2 separate regions of the Mus musculus genome follow, and region 1 is linked to region 2. A link is a loop called in an ENCODE intact Hi-C map of the cell type or tissue named here. Cell type or tissue: gastrocnemius. All regions are shown on one strand.

Region 1 (8,000 bases), 79 kb after region 2:
CTGATTTAATGAGATGACGTAACCTATCTAATCTTGGCATAACACAGGGTTTTCCTTCATATGCTGTGCTACCCCACACTACATGTTTACCCCCACTTCACATAATTCTACTCTAAGGCAGGTCGATCGGTTTAGAAAGGTGTGGGACAAAGCCTGAATAAACTGGTAGTAAAGTCTTTTTAGGAATTTGTTTAAACCATACACATTCTTAGAGGTGAACAGGATTATAGACAGCTACTTAGGCCTCTAAAATAGAAATGGGCAGTTTAGTGCTTTTAAGGCTACGTAATGCTAAGAATTAGTAAGTTCTGTTAAGGCATCCACATTTGCTCCCGGGCAAAGCAAGACTTGTCTTACACAACACTGACATCCAAGCCAGTTCTTCATACTGGGCATGCTTACTACTAAACCCTAAAACATGTGTGATAGCGTGTGTTACTAGGGGTTTTAGTGAATTCCATGTTTGCATGTCGTGCTGGCTTCTCTGAGTGTCCTGATCAGCTCTGTAACCCTAGAGAGGGTTCACTGGTCCTACCCTTCTACAGGAGTTAACTCCTAGGCCATACAGGTGGTTCCAAAACCTTTTTAGTTTTCTATATTCATTAACTCAACATTTAAAAGTACCAAATGTCAGGCAAATTGCATTTTATAGAGCATTATAAATCCCTTAAAGGTTAGATTCAGGCCAAGACTGACTTACACCAGGCCTAAGCAATTGTGGCTTTGATCTGTTTAAGAGTTCCCTGAGGTTTAAGTGTGAAGCAACACGAGATTTATAAAAATTACTGATTGGCAGCCTGACCAGTTACAAGGGGACCAAGCTGAAATGCCAAGGAGCAGGAGGGCCTGCTGGCCTCTTTGTTTTCTGTGATATCATTTACGGTCTGGTTTTTTTTTTTTTTCTTCTCATCTTAAACCATAATGTTCTCCAAGACTCAACCCTAGACTCCTGATGCTTTCTCATTACAACACCAATATATCACTTAAATCTCTTGGTGCTGCTTAATTCTGGGTAAGCACTTCTCAAAAAAAAAAAAAAATAATAATAATAAAGAAAACCAAACCAACTAAATAAACAAAAATATCAAACAAACCAAACCAGCCTAAGCCTCACTGTGACATGTAACCACATATGTGCTCCATGTAACCACACATGTGCTCCCTGTAGCCACACATGTGCTCCCTGTAGCCACACATGTGCTCCATGTAACCACACATGTGCTCCCTGTAGCCACACATGTGCTCCATGTAACCACACATGTGCTCCATGTAACCACACATGTGCTCCATGTAATCACACATGTGTTCCATGTAACCACACATGTGCTCCATGTAATCACACATGTGCTCCATGTAACCACACATGTGCTTCATGTAACCACACATGTGCTCCATGTAGCCACACATGTGCTCCCTGAGTCTCTCACACTTGAAACCTTTGAAATATTTTGATTCCTTCCTTCTTCTACTCTATATGCTAGGGGGAAAATCATACAGTCTCAATTATTTCCTGTAATTCATCTGACATCCCCTACTGCTGCTGCTGTTTATGGCCTGTAAAAGCTAGAACTGCCACTGGACGTCTCAGAGGCCACTCTTATTACATTTAGAGTTTTCACACAAGACTGTGCTGAGTTCTTAAAAATACCCTTCCAGTGAGACAGATCGCTTGGGGATTCTTTCAGTTTGTCATTGACGCATAAATATTTAAGTCAGTATGTCAAACTCACAAGCTGGTTCCCTGTCCAACTTTTTTTCCCCCTTATTAGATGGGGTTTCTCTGTGTAGCCCTGGCTGTCCTGGAATTCAGTCTGTAGACCAGGCTGGCCTTGATCTCTGAGCTCTGCCTGCCTCTGCCTCCTGAGTGTTGGGATTAAAGGTGTGTGCCACACCACCTGGCTCCTCCCTATCTGACTTTTAAATCAACATTTCCAACAATCAACCTTCTCTTCTGGCCACAAAATCAATGTGAACAAATGCATATTCCTTCCCAGGCTGCTTGCCTCTCTACGTGCTCCTTAGGACATGGCTGGCTCCCTTAAGAAAGGAGTGTCGTCGTGCTGCAATCAGTGCTCACCTCTCCAGATTCACCTGCTCCCCAGGATCATCAGTTCTGCACGTGTGGCATCTGAGGAGCCCCTTCAGCGTGCGCACATGCCACCTCTTATCACTGAGACTCCGTACACTGCTTACTGCCCCCACCAGCTCTGGACTCGCTCCTTTAACTTCTATTCTCAATGATGCTACTTGGATCATCCATGCCAAACTTAACATGCAATTCCCTAAATTCTTCAGTGACTTCTCTTGGGGAAAAATCCATCTTAATATTCAAAGGTATCACGATGTGTAATTCTTCTGCTATACCAATGTCACCACACCCTTATTATCACACACAAAATACATTTATAACTTAGTTATATATTGTTCTTGACCAAGACTATATTCACAGATGCTAGTTCTCAAGTCCAGCACATAAAAGCCCCAATAGTCAGATGCTTTAATAAATGATCACTCAGTAAACGTATAGCTCACATGATCAGTAAACAAATACCTAACGTATGACACATAAATAGTTTTCAGTGGGCTGAGGCGATGGCTCAGTGGCTAAAGTGTCTGGCACACAACCATGAGGACCTGAGTTTATATCGTCAGAACTCAGGTAAAGTCAGGTGTGTATTCCAGCTTCTGACAAGTGGAAGATGGCAATAAAAGAATCCCAAGAAATCCCAAGATGTCCAGCCCCCAGGTCATCTGCAGTGGACGAGACCTTGCCTTACACAAATTGAAGGAGAGGAGCAATGTGAGGTTGTCCTGTGCTACACACTAGGGTGCACATGTGCACACTCAAGCTCTCTCTCACTCCTCTCTTCTCTCTCTCTCTCAGCAAATGTTTACTGATGAACACATGAGCTGGGTGCTGTTCAATGAGAATAACCAAAGAACCAAGGCTTTCCTTACTTTGTCTGCGAGGAACTGGCTCCGGCGTTCTTCAATGAGTTTCTCCACGGCGCGTTTGTGCTCCAGCTGCTTCATTCGCTGTTTCTGGGCATTCATGAGCTCAATGCGGTCATCTTCGGCAAACTTGGCCAGCATGGCTTTCTTAAAGGTCTCTTCCTCCTCTTTTGCAGCCTGCAGTATGAGTTCCTTCAGTGCCATTTGGTCTTCAAAGTCTTGCTTCATCTCCCTCTGCCTCCTCAGTCTCAGCTCTGCTTCTTCCTGCACGACAGTGGGGCTAGAGTTACGTGTGCCCTGCATTGTCATGAGAGGGCAAGCTCAGTGAGAGGGAGCCAGGAGGAGGGTCAGGAGCTTGAGACCAGCCTAGGCTACAGTGAGATGATGTCTCAGGAAACAAGACAAAAGAATAAGACAGAGTTAGGGGGCTGGAGAGATGGCTCAGGGGTTAAGAGCACTGGCTGCTCTTCCAGAGGTCCTGAGTTCAATTCCCAGCAACCACATGGTGGCTCACAACCATCTATAGGGGGATCTGATGCCCTCTTCAGGCAGGCAGATGTATATGCAGCAGAGCACTCATAAATTAAATAAATAAAAATTAAAAAAAGACAGAGGTTATGCTGCAGATTACAATATGAAATCAGAGAGACAGAATTAAGCCTTTTCACGGCTACACTCTGTCCCACCCTCTTAAGACTATGGCTCTTAAGACTTTTGAATAAAGTGACATGACCTTTTTAAAATTGATTTTTACTTGTGTGTGTGTGTGTGTGTGCGCGCGCGGGTGCTCATGCGCACATGTGCAAGTGTGCACAGAGGCCAGAAGAGGGTGCTGGATGCCCTGGAACAGGAATTATAGGTTCCTGGGTCCTCTCCAAGAGCAGCAAGTGTTCTTAATTATTGGATCTATAGCATGGCGGTCATTTATTCTAAAATTTTAAGTTGTATATGGTGCCATCTTGTTTCTAGGCTCAGAACTGATGTGTGACTGATTTGAAAGGAGCCACTGTGAAAGCCTTTGCCCACTCCTGCGTTTACTCATCTTCAACCGAGGACGGTTACGTCACGTGTCCAAGGTGTGGACCAACTTCCTCACCTTGTGACACCCATGCTGCATGTACCCACTCTAGTTTCTAACCCTCTGATAATTCTCAAAGCAACAAACAACAGAACAAAACAAACAAACAAAACACCCCCCAAACTGCAAAATAGTTTAAAAAAAATCAGTCATCTAGCAATGAAATTGGAAGTTTTTCAGAGAAATAGAAGCGTACTGGACACAACTAAATTCCTTTCCTGTGAGCTTTTATTTTCTAAACACTTAAAATTTTTCATATACAAAAAATGTAAAAACGTTTATAATAACCATCGATACTCCTAACAGCTGAAGTCTAATGATGACAGCTTGCTGTTGGTGTCCTGTCACCTATCTGTTCACCCAGAGCTAGCACGCACTTTAACTCACATTATCTTGTAATCCCCTCCCCCCGCCCCCAAGCTCTGGGAAGCCACTGTTCATGCATCTAAAATCTTAACAGCCGCACCAGCCTCTCACTTCCTCCATGGGCATGTGCCTCTCGCATTCCCTCCTGAAACTAATCAAGCTACTCAAAGACATATATTTTGTTTTATGTTCTGGGTACATGATGTTTTATACTGCATATTTTGTACTTACTTGCCAAATAATTGCACAGACATCAAGGGCTTGGAGAACAGTTTAGTTTGTGACATTTAGTCTGAATGCCTCGAGTTTATGGCATCAGCACACATTTTTTTTTTCAATTTTTTGTTCAATTCAGTAGTGAAGACATCTTGCAAAGAACAAAAGGCAGGAGAATGTTTGGCCAAAGAATTGCTTTAATGTGAAAATGTCCATACACCCCCTGCTGGGTCCGCATAAGGAATAGACTAGTCACCAGCAGTGCGGGCTACCAAATTTCTGCCCTTTCCTGTGTTCCAAAACCTGGTCTTGAAACCTTTAAATCATTTGCTGTACAGTCACTCGGACCCCAGTAACTTTCCAGAGTCTCTGTTGAGAACAGAATGTATCAGGAAAGAAGAAACCCAACCCAGGGCAAGTTGGAAAGATGGTTACACAGTGCTCACTGAAGCTGTGTTCTCAGGACCTTCCCTGGGAAGGACAGAGGAGTGATCACCCATCAGTGACTTTCCAGTTGGTGGGGAGTGGGTAGAGAGGTCTGCTTCTTGCTGTCACCAACTCTCCCCTGACTGTGGAGAAGCTGCCAGCACAGTTAATCTAAGCTCTCACAAATGTGTCCCACAGCTGTTCCCAGGGGACAAAGGTCCACATGTGTCATCTATTCATAGAGTATTCTTGAGTACTCCTTAGTACCACTAAAGGCTCACATACTGCATCTTGTTTACATTCCATCAGCTGATGGATATGAAGGCTACTCTCATGTTTTAGCTATTATAAATATATGTGTAAACACAAGATTACCGGCTTTTAACTACTCCTTTCTAAAACTGCAAAGATAATACTTTCCACTAACCTCTGCTGTGCCCACATATTTTTAAAATTATCGTTCAGTTTGCAAGTATCTTTCCTTTGCTCATTGCTTATTAGAAAGAAATACATGGTTTCATTGTGGTGCACTTAATGACTACATAATCATTCTTATTATGGATTCTTAATTTGAAATGACTTAAAAATCCTGTGAATTTACAGAGGTTCACTTTGGTTTCTGGGAGCTGTCAGTGTGTATTCTCTGTGGATGGATGGAATCTGTATTGTGCTGTTGTTTGTTGGGTGGAGTCCTCTTTAACCCTGGCTGCGCAGCTGTTTCAGGCTGTCTTTATGCATGGTGCTGTTCCCGGGGACTGGGTGCATTAATGATAAAGGAGCACTCTGGTTGGATCTTCCTACTCTCCCCCTCTCATCAGTTTTCCTTCATGTGTCATGAAGCTGTGTTGTCAAAGGTCACAGGCATATACATGGATGAATTTATTTTGACTACAAACTTCCATGTCCCACAGTTGACTTTGCCTCATATTAACATTCGCACTCCAGTCTGCTTTGCGTTGCATTGTGTTTTCCTCCATCCTGCTTTGAGCTTGCATGTGCACTCATTTAAGCTGTGTGGGCTGTGACTGACCCAGCTGCATCAAGCTCTTCAGAACACTCTATTTTTGTCAAGTCTCTTAACTGCAGCATTGATGACGTTGACACACAATGCAGCCGCCCTATGGCTGGGTCTAACCCTGCTATCTTCCTGCCCCGTGGCTTCTCTTCCCTAACCTTCCCTCCGGCTGAGGCTCACTTACTTTCACTTTCAGTTTGATGATCTCTGCCTGCTCCTCCTGGTACAGCTCCTGCCGCACTTGCTCCAGGTCATCCCGCTGCCGCAGTGTTTCCTCCAGCTGCTTCATCAGCTGTTAATAAAACACCTGTTTAGGAACTGGATTGGGCCACTGTTTCAGGAATTTAGCACTCTTTAAAAAGTAGTATTTTTATACCAAATTCTGACGCTGGACCCTCTTTTCCTCGATCTCGTGAACTCTGGCCATCCGCTCGCCTTCTCTTTGCTCCTGTATGTTTGCAAACTCTATGATTTTCCGGTTCTCTTCCTCCATCTCCTCACGCTTCTTTTGTCTCCAGAAGTCTTGTGCCCTCTGGAATTCTTCAATATACTTCTGAATTGCATTCTTTTTTTCTAATTTTTGCTGTCTTTCCCTAAAAAGCAATCAGGAGAATGGTTTATAGTTACAGAAATAATAAAATAATGGCAAACACGGACTGTTCAGAGTCTATTGATTCACAAATGCCACAGACTTTCCATACACAATGCTGGGCTCTCTTCTAAAGGTTCACAAAGGTGACCGTCTGTCCACAAAATCCATACAGCGCTCTGTACTTAAGCCGTGTGCCAAGGAGAGCCATCAGAAAACGTGCTCTGACATATGAGATGTACAGAACACACATGACATCTATTATTTTTCCAATCACCTATTACTACTCATGCTAGCCAAGGTGAGGAAGAGCTGTAAAGTCACGACAGAGCTCACACTGAGTGAGCACACACACCCAGTGTGGGGGCGCAGCGGTTTGTCTCCGGGTGGACTTACACCTGGTCTTCCTCGTAGATCTTCCTGACAATTTCGTCTATCATGAGTTTCTCCTTCAGCAGCTGCTCGTATGCCTCCTGCTTCCTCCTCTCTTGATCTTCCAGCTGCTTCTCCAGGTCCAGGTAGTACTGTGCCCTCTCCTTGTTCCGCCGCTCTTGCTTGGCGCTCTCTTCCTTCAGCAGCCTATCGTGCTCCTCCATCATGATCCTTTCTATCTCCGCATCACGTTTCTGGCATTGAAACAAAACCCTTCCACGTTCAGGAGTGGACACAGCTTATTACAGCACCGTAAATAGTTGTACCCTCAAAACCTGCTATATTAAGTAAGAAGCAAGAGTTAAGTCTTAGAGGGCTGGAGGGTGTGAATGAGGAGTCAGACCGAAAGGGGCGTTCCTACTCTTTCCAGAGGCTCCTAGGACAACCCCTGGCAAGGATAATAAAGTCCACATTCAGAAACCACAAAGTAAAGGTTTAAGTATTTTGTTTTTAAATACTTCAGCCACCAAACCATTGCCCCCTCTGCTGGTTGATCACGGTAGTGTCCGTTTCTAATGCCACTGTTTGCCAGCTGCTGTTGAGCGCCCCTCTGCCCATCCTTGTTGAAGAGCCCTGAGCAACTCTCCGGTTCCCCCAGCTCAGCCCTTCCCTCCCACACATCTTCACGGTTATTTAGTCAGTGAGTAACTGTTCGTAAGCTCAGTGTGGTGACTTCCACTGAAAGACCACACACATCACTGTGGCTGTTCTCTCTCATCTTCAGCTTCGTTCATGAAGGACCACTCCCACTGAGTTACAGACTCACTGGCCTTTCCATAAGTGGAAGCCCGTGCCTCTTTTCAGCATGGTCAGAACTGAGTAGGTTTAAACGCTGGAGCAATGGTGGAAACTACCCTCACCTGCTGTGACTGCATTCCAAATGTCGGATCAGTTAGCAGCAAAGAAAGAGAGGGAGCAGACGGGAA
Region 2 (8,000 bases):
CGTTCTTGTGGAGGAGTTACAAGTCTATATTAAATATGGCCACTAATGTTTATTATCCACTATGGTTGTTTATTCTAAAGTTTTAAATATAAAAGAAAAAAATAATTTCTGCAAACAGAATTACTAAAGTTGGAAATGAAATGCTAGTATGTCAGTACAATCTGAAGGCAGAGAGCAGCACATTTTGATATGAAGGTGTGTATTTGCACTGAGCTCCACTCTCTCTACTTCAGGATTTTTTTCATGTGCAAGTCTGCACATTTAAGTTGTCACAGATGTGTAAATACCATTACCACTGAAGGAATTAAATGATGAGTTCATAAAAATAAATAAGTAAAAAGGCACTCCACAATCATCATTATGCAAACATTATCCTTGGTATTCTATATAACTACTCTTTCTGTGAAATTATACAGTAAAATTTCTTCTCTTTTATTGTTTTCACAATAAAACAGACTTACTAATTCAACCGTTAAGATTTACCTTTCTTAAAAGATTTGGGTCCTGGAACTGAGATGTCCCTCATTTGAGTGTTAAAAAGAGTGAACTGCTTACTTCAATTCAATGATGATGTCAGGGACCCTAAGTTACATTATGCAGAGATAAACAAAACATCTGGCTTTGTGGAACCCAACACAGTAAGCACAAAATTAATTATATCTTTAAATTACAGATTTTAAAACAGGAAAAAGGTATGCATTGAATGAAAGTATTGCTCGTCTCCCCATCTCCATAAACACAACACACACACACACACACACACACACACACACGAGTGCATAAAATTATCTCACATATCTGACTTACTGAAGTTGCCACATAACTATTGTCAAAGCCTTAAAAAAATCCTTTTAAAATAATCGTTTCATATTAAAATTAAAAATAAAACCAAGACATTCAACTGTCAACTGTACAGTATTAACTAGAAAAGCCTGCACTGACCCACTTCCTATTAGCATCATGACATGGAAGCATGCTAAGAAAACAATGAAAATTACTATATAACAACTTTTAATTTTGTATTTAAAATTGGCCACTGTCTTGAAATGTTCAAATGCTATACATTCAATGCCAGTTGCTTTATGATACATTTGTTTTCAAATTGCAAGTTTTGTTATTTTAGTAGTCATAGTCAATGGTGAACCTGCTAGATTCATGCTCAAAAGAAATCAAGGCTATTTTTTTCACATCATACTTAATTCTATTTTAAAATTGCTATTAAAAGCAATCTTAGACCAAATTCCATATATTCCTTTCCATTTTAAAAATAGTGCTATGCTTTAAAAAAAGGTCAGTTAATAAAGAATCCTACAAAACAAGCCAAGTTCACATTTAAAGAACACTTGCAATGGTTCTGATAGAAGATGGACTTGACTCTGTGTATATATATTAATATTGTTATCAGTCTCTAAGAGTTCAATTAGCATTGAAATATCCCAAATTCCCATACAAGAAAATACAGGACTAGTGTTCCATCTAGACTCTTTTTAATAATTACACAAAATAGCAAGAGCTTTTTTACATTTAAAAAAATTTCACTTTACCTTGTAAATTTCTACGTTAAAATAAAATACTTTGTGCAAAAGAAGCATTTCCTTTACAGTCAATACAAAGAATAAATTCCCTAGAAGGGAAATTAAGTGCGAGAATAAAGGAGGCAAAACCATCCAGAAAAAGCAGCTAATCCAATTGAATGAAAAAGACATGTTAGGTTTTTGTGCTGCATATTAATGCAATGTCTTGTTTGGTCAAAATTCACAATACACTTCTTGCTCCTCCTATGACTACAAAAGGAGTCAACACATTTTTTACATTACAAGTTTCCAATTCATGCCACTATCATGCAATGACTTAATCTTGACCCATATTTCCCTTACTGTATATGGAAAAATGCACAAATAACTTGTTTATCTGCTTACAATTGAGAAGAGGGAAGCATGGTGTGTGTGTGTGTGTGTGTGTGTGTGTGTGTGTGTGTGTGTGTGTGTCTAAGGAGACCAGGGGTGGGTGCAACCTTCCCCCGTCCAGAGGTGGCACAGCCATGCACCCGGCTCTGGAAACCCACCTTCAATGAATGCATTAGCCTCCCCTTCGGATGCCGCCGCCGCCCCCCATCCCCTTTGCAGCAGCAATGTGCCTAGGCTGTTCTACCCCAGCGATGGAGGATCCTCTTACCAGATGGAGTTCTTGATCTTGTGTTGCAGAGCGTTGGCCTCTGTCCCTGGCAGCCCGGGCACAAGGGCTGGCAGAGCCACCCCGGGGTTGGGGGCGCTGAGGGGAAGCTGCTGAGGGGCATCGAGCTGCTGTGGTGGCGGCTGTTGTTGTTCCTCTGCCATCGCTGCTGGAGGGGAGGGAGGGAAGATGGGGGCGCGGGGAAGGGTGAGGGAAGAGACGCGGAGGGGAGGACGACGAGGGGAGGAGGAGGGGGAGGGGAGGAAGAGGAGGAGGAGGGGGAGGAAGAGGAGGAAGGAAGGAAGCTGGATAAGCTAGGCCTATACCCCAGGGCTCGAGTGAGTCGCTTTCTCCGGCCGCCTGAGGGACATCCCCGGGGAGACCGCGCGGCTCCTCGCGGCTCTCGTCACGGTTCCTCTCCCGGTTCTCCTCGCGGTTCTCGTCACGGTTCCTCTCCCGGTTCTCCTTACGGCCCCGCGCGTCACCGCGGCAGAGGCATGGCGGCGCCCCTCAGCCCCCCGTCAGCGGCCGGGGCTGGGGGGCGTCTGAAGAACGAGGTCCGTGGTCGGGCGCCCCCTCGGCCCCAAAATCCAACCCGACGGGTCTCTCGGGGGGCCTGCCTCCCCGGCCGCCCTCCCCCGGGGGCCTGGCGCCTCCGAGCTCCCCCACGCCGCTCGCTCCCTCGCTCGCTCCCGGCCCCGCCGCCGCCGCGGCCACTGCTGCCCTGCCAGCCCGGAGCAGCCCAGCGCGCGCAGCCGCACTGCGGCCCGGCGCAGACGGCACAACACCTACCGCGCGGCCGGGGGGCGTGGACGCGCGTGTGCGGGCGCGGCGCGGGGGCCGCAGGGGGGCGCGGAGCGCGCGGGGCGGAGCGGAGCGGCTACGGGCCGCGGGCCCAGGAAGCCGCGGCGGGGGCCCCGAGGGAGCGGTCGGGTGGCTGCGGCGGCCGAGGGGGTTGGGGGGGCGTGTTGGGGGCGGGGAGCGGGCTCGCGTGACGGCGGCAGGGAGTGGACCTGTGCCACCGTGCGGCGTGGAAGGGAGAATTGATCGCTTCCTAGTGTGTAAGGTGAAACGAATCTACACGCCCTCCCGCCCCCACTACACGCTCGCGAGCGTTTCCCCTCTACTAGTCAGGACTGCTTCCTCTCTCAGCCACCGGACTGAGCTGGAGCAGGTGAGAGCTTTTCGACGAGCTAGCGCAGCGAGCCTACTCGGTCTGGTCGGAAAATGGCAAGTGGCAAGCTGGTGGAAGTGCTCCTCGGTCGGGCATTCAAAGCCCTCCAAATCTGGCCCCACTTTAGCCGTCCAATCACAGCCGCCTCCATCCCCCCTGCAAGAACTCCCAGCTCCAATCAGTGAAGTCTCCATGCCATCCTCAGCGCGCAGCAGATTCATTCTTCCTTGGTGCCTTTGCCCATGCTGTTCCCCACCCCACCCCCTATGCCAGGAGTGCCCTCCCTGCTCTACACTCCCAATTCAGCCCAGGCTCGGAGACACACAGCTCAAGTCGCGGCTTGTCAGGGTCCCTGGCAGCCAAGGCCCCTCCTGTTTCTCAAAAGGAACACATGTAATACAACATGGAGGCGCGAGCTTCAGCCAAGAGCTCTTCCTTCGCAGCCATCTAAACTCACCCCAGCCAGAGACTGCCCACCATTTCGCCCCCTTCCCATTCATAGACAGCTTTGCTGGCTGAGAGTGAGACTCCCTGCCTCCAACAAATCATTCCTCTTAGAAGAGCAGAAGAATTAGCTTTTCTAGGTGGGGCTGGTCAGGAAGGCTAAGCGCCTGGGTGTAGAAGACAGCAGCCAAAGCCTCTGGCACCAGATGGAACAGCTGCACAGCTCGCACTGACCTTTCTCAGTGCCTGTGGCTGTAATGAGCCTCCCAGCCCGTAACTTCTCTGACAGTGTTTCTATCAGACTTGGCCCTGTCAGATTTTCTGGCCACTTTCCTGGATGGACTTTGAGCTAGGAGGCCCTGCCACCTTTCAGACTTCTAGTGGGTGGTGAATCTGATTGGCTTGGATTGCGTGGTCTTTTGAGTGCTCTGTTCCCTGCCTTGGCCTGAAACTCTCTTGCTTTGTCCATGTGGCCTCAGGCCTGGTTCATACAGACTGGAAGCCCATACTCTGAATGTTTGCACCTGGATGGGTGGAGGCAAGGACACCCTTGCAAAATACAGTTTCCTCCTGAGGATCCAGACTGTGTTCCAGAATGCATATTTATAATTCTGTATTCACGGGGAAGATGATATAAAAAGACAATGGGAAAAGTGGCCCAGACCCCTTTTTCTAATTTTTTTTTTTTAAACCCGAAGAGTGATGGCCTCACATTGCCACATTCGGGGAGGGGGGGGAGGGGGAGAATCAACAAAGAAAGGTAACTAGGACCTGCTAAAGACCTTAAGAAAAGGAAGTTGAGAACCGAGATGTCTTTAAAATAACTTCACTACCGGTGTCACACAGGCTGGCTTCCCGAGTGCAACTTTTCAGTTTTTAATAGGTTCCATAAAGAGCCACGCATCCCACAGTCACCGCTAGAGGGCTCAGCAGAGTTACAGCCCCGATTTGCCCTCTAGCGGCGATTCTGAACAGAGTGCGTTTACGGCGACTTAGGGCCTTGGGGACTGGCAGCATGGCAGTTGGAGCAGACATCTGGAAGCATTAGGTTCAACCAGCCATGAGAGGGTTTTCATATAGCGACAGACTGAAGACATCCTCTTGCCAGAATGAGACACCCTTTCAGGAAAAGAAAGATCATTGCTCACACTTAACATCTGAGAGGTAAATTTGGGCTTTGTTACAGTTTTCATAGGAGACTGAATTTAAATAAACTATGCTTTAAAGAAACTTGAAAAAAAAAAAAGTGGTAAAGTTACCTTAAACCTTGGGTAGGGATTCAGGGCAAACCCAGAGAGTAAAGGCCAACTTAGAATCATGGTGGCTCATTTTCTCAGTTTCAGTTCACCCCCATGGGAGTGAATAGAAAACATTTTAGTGAATATGAATTTTTAAGATAGCATTGGTTATGAGCAGATCCCAGTCACGGAAAGTGTAAACTTCCCCTCGAGGGTGTGTATGACAATGGGGAAAAAAACAGTCTGAGGAATGCCAATTGAGCTGGGAAGGAAAACTCTGGTTTTACAGTCAGAGACAGCATGGAGAGTGATTTGTAACCCACTGCAGTGGTCTAACAAGAGAATTGACAAAGTGGCTGTGGATACCTCTGAAGCAGAGTAATGTGTGGTAGCAGTCCTGGGACGTAATTCATGGCTCGTAGGTGTTTAGTAAATAACATTTAAATTCAGTTATTAACTTTTTTCTAGTATTTTCTTTTAAAGTTTTACTTATTTTATTTTATGTGCATTGGGGTGTTTTGCCTGCATGTATGTCTGTGTGAGGGTGTCAGGTGCCCTGGAACTGGAGTTACAGACAGTTGTAAGCTTCCATGTGGGTTCTGGGAATTGAACCCAGGTCCTCTGGAAGAACAGACACTGCTCTCAACCACTAAGTCATCTCTCCAGCCCCCTTTCTATTAATCTTATGTATGAAAACTTCATTTCCCTTATAAAGCTTTCCAGATATTTACACTACATATAATATATGTATATATGCATGTATGTATGAATTATGATACATTATACATTTATCTCTAGGGATTAGTGAGATAAAACTCACATAATTTACAAAGTATGAGGAAAATTAATACCACATAATATTACTGGGTGCAGAAAATATAAATAAGGCATAGACCCAACTCAAAGTAGTTTATATTTTGTGAAGTAGAGCAAGATTAACATTGAAGTATTTGAGACGAATTCCAAAATGTATTCATCTTTGTTTCTTTTCTGTTGCTATGATGAGACACTATGACCAAGGTAACATAAAATAAACATTTAATTGGGCTTATAATTTCAGAGGGTTAGAGTTCATGATGGCAGAGAGAAGGCATGGCAGTAGGAATGGGTGAGAACTCATATCTCAAATTGTAGTACAGGGCAGAGAGGCACACTGTGTGGCACTCCTCTTCCAACAAAGTCACAGGTTCTAATACTTCCCAAACAGTTTCACCAACTAAGGATTAAATCCTCAAACACTATAGCCTATAGGGGGATAGTCTTGTTTAAATCACCACAATGTCTATTAATGGTAGAGATAGATTAGAGAGATCGGTCTGTGAAAGTTAGATCTAGAGAAGGCCTCTTGGCTGGCCTTTGAGTTGGGTATCCTTGAAAAGAATAGGAGACAGAACCTGGGTGTGCTGCCTAGCTTTATGTTGACTTGAATCAACTATAGTCATCTGAGAAGAGGGAATCTCAACTGAGAAAATGCCTCTAGAAGACTGGGCTGTAGGCCAGCCTGTGCTGCATTCTCTTAATTAGTGCTTTATTGGAGCGGGTCCAGCCCATTGTGGGTGGTGACACCCCTGGGCTGATGATCCTCAATTTTATAAGAAAGCTGGCTGAGCCAGGTGGTGGTGGTGATACAAAGCTTGAACCCCAGCACTTGAGAGGCAGAGGCAGGTGGATCTCTGTGAGTTTGAGGCCAGTCTGGTTTACAGAGCAAGTTCCAGGACATCCCAGGCAACACAGAGATACCCTGTCTCAAAAAACAAACAACAAGAACATCAAATCATACTGAGTAAGCCATGAAGAACACGCTAGTAAGCAACGTCCTCTGTGGCCTCTGCCTCAGCTTCTGCTTCCAGGTCCCTACTCTGACTTCCTTCAGTGGTAGACTACAATGTAGAAAGTGTAAGCCAAATAAAACTCTTTCCTTCCAACTTCCTTTTGGTCAGGATGTTTCATTATCATGATCATCATCATCATCATAACGCTAAGCAGCTGGTACCAGGGTCATGGGATATTGCTGTGACAGGCCTGACCATGTTGTTTTGGCGGGGATTTTGTGAAAAGAGTTTGTAACTTTGGGCTAAAAAGTCATTGAGTGTTGAGAGTTCAGTGAGCTGTTCTGTAGGACTTTTTGAGTATCTGAATGTTGAGAGCAGTGCAGATAATGAAGTCCTGGCTTGTGAAGCTTCATAGGGAAGAAAATGCTCTATCAGGTCATTTGTATGAAGAGTCTGTGGTGTCTGATCAGCTGGGAATGAAAAAAATCAGCTCTAACAAGAGAGCAGAGCCGCTAAAGTAGAACCTGTGGAGTTTTTTGAGACAATGATGCTGGGCAACTGGGGCCGAAGTATCTACTGTGATTAAGAAGAGACCATCTTTTAACCACTGAGCCATCTTTCCAGCAGCTGTACATGCACCTAGAGCGCTCACACTTAAATAAATAAATCTTGAAGGAGAAGGAGGAAGAAGAGGAGAAACCAGCATTGCTGAGGTGAAGGCTTCTGGGGAAGGGATTCCTCATGGTCAGCACACAGAAGCTGTCTTTCAGAGGTGGCCAAGGTTGTACCTTGTGCTGGCATCTGAAATTGGTCACCCAGGTTAGGCTGGTTTTAAACACATGAAGGTCTAAAGAACAGCTGAGTCTTGGTACTGTGTGGCAGGGCCGGGGTCCCAGAAAAGAGCCCTGGAAAGGCTATTGGTGAAAGTGCTTCCAATTACTGCAAGAGACCCCAGAACTTTGCAGATGTCAGTACTATGAGATGGCCACCAAGAACAGCAGCAGCAGTGGAGTGGAGCTGGTCAAAGCCTAGAAGACAAGCTGTGTGTGAGGGTAGAGAAGTGATGCTGACCCTGTGGAGATGCTCAGAAGATCATTAGTAAATCCCAGATGTTGGACATTGGGTTATTTACACAGTTGGAGTCCAGTTTTACTTTGCTTTGATTGTGACTGTGCCCTGGTTCTTTCCTCTTGAGATAAG

The links. Peaks named below come from ENCODE experiments on the same cell type or tissue, not always from the same donor. Only the 100,000 strongest peaks of a DNase experiment are listed, where the experiment ranks them.
Region 1: a loop joins it to region 2, with 2.5 times the contacts of the local background. A loop is called at or near these places in 16 of 42 quality-filtered maps.

The regions. Positions count from the first base shown.
Region 1 is chr9:72,447,797-72,455,796 of GRCm38, reverse strand. Mns1 (meiosis-specific nuclear structural protein 1) reads right to left here. Exons shown (of 10, transcript NM_008613.3): 5 at 7,039-7,268; 6 at 6,430-6,646; 7 at 6,238-6,345; 8 at 2,959-3,216. Among named protein-coding and RNA genes, the nearest start is that of Mns1, 13 kb to the right of the region's middle. In gastrocnemius, a CTCF peak has its summit at 7,565 (motif pointing left); a DNase peak (open chromatin) is centred at 7,571; H3K4me3 peaks cover 1,902 bases; H3K27ac peaks cover 1,150 bases.
Region 2 is chr9:72,527,156-72,535,155 of GRCm38, reverse strand. Rfx7 (regulatory factor X, 7) reads right to left here and starts at 2,916. Exons shown (of 9, transcript NM_001033536.1): 1 at 2,176-2,916. The coding sequence starts at 2,336. It overlaps 4930509E16Rik (RIKEN cDNA 4930509E16 gene), which reads left to right and starts at 3,298. Exons shown (of 3, transcript NR_045735.1): 1 at 3,298-3,346. In gastrocnemius, CTCF peaks have their summits at 3,196 and 4,724; DNase peaks (open chromatin) are centred at 2,935, 3,498, 4,736, 6,578 and 1 more place; H3K4me3 peaks cover 4,962 bases; H3K27ac peaks cover 5,421 bases.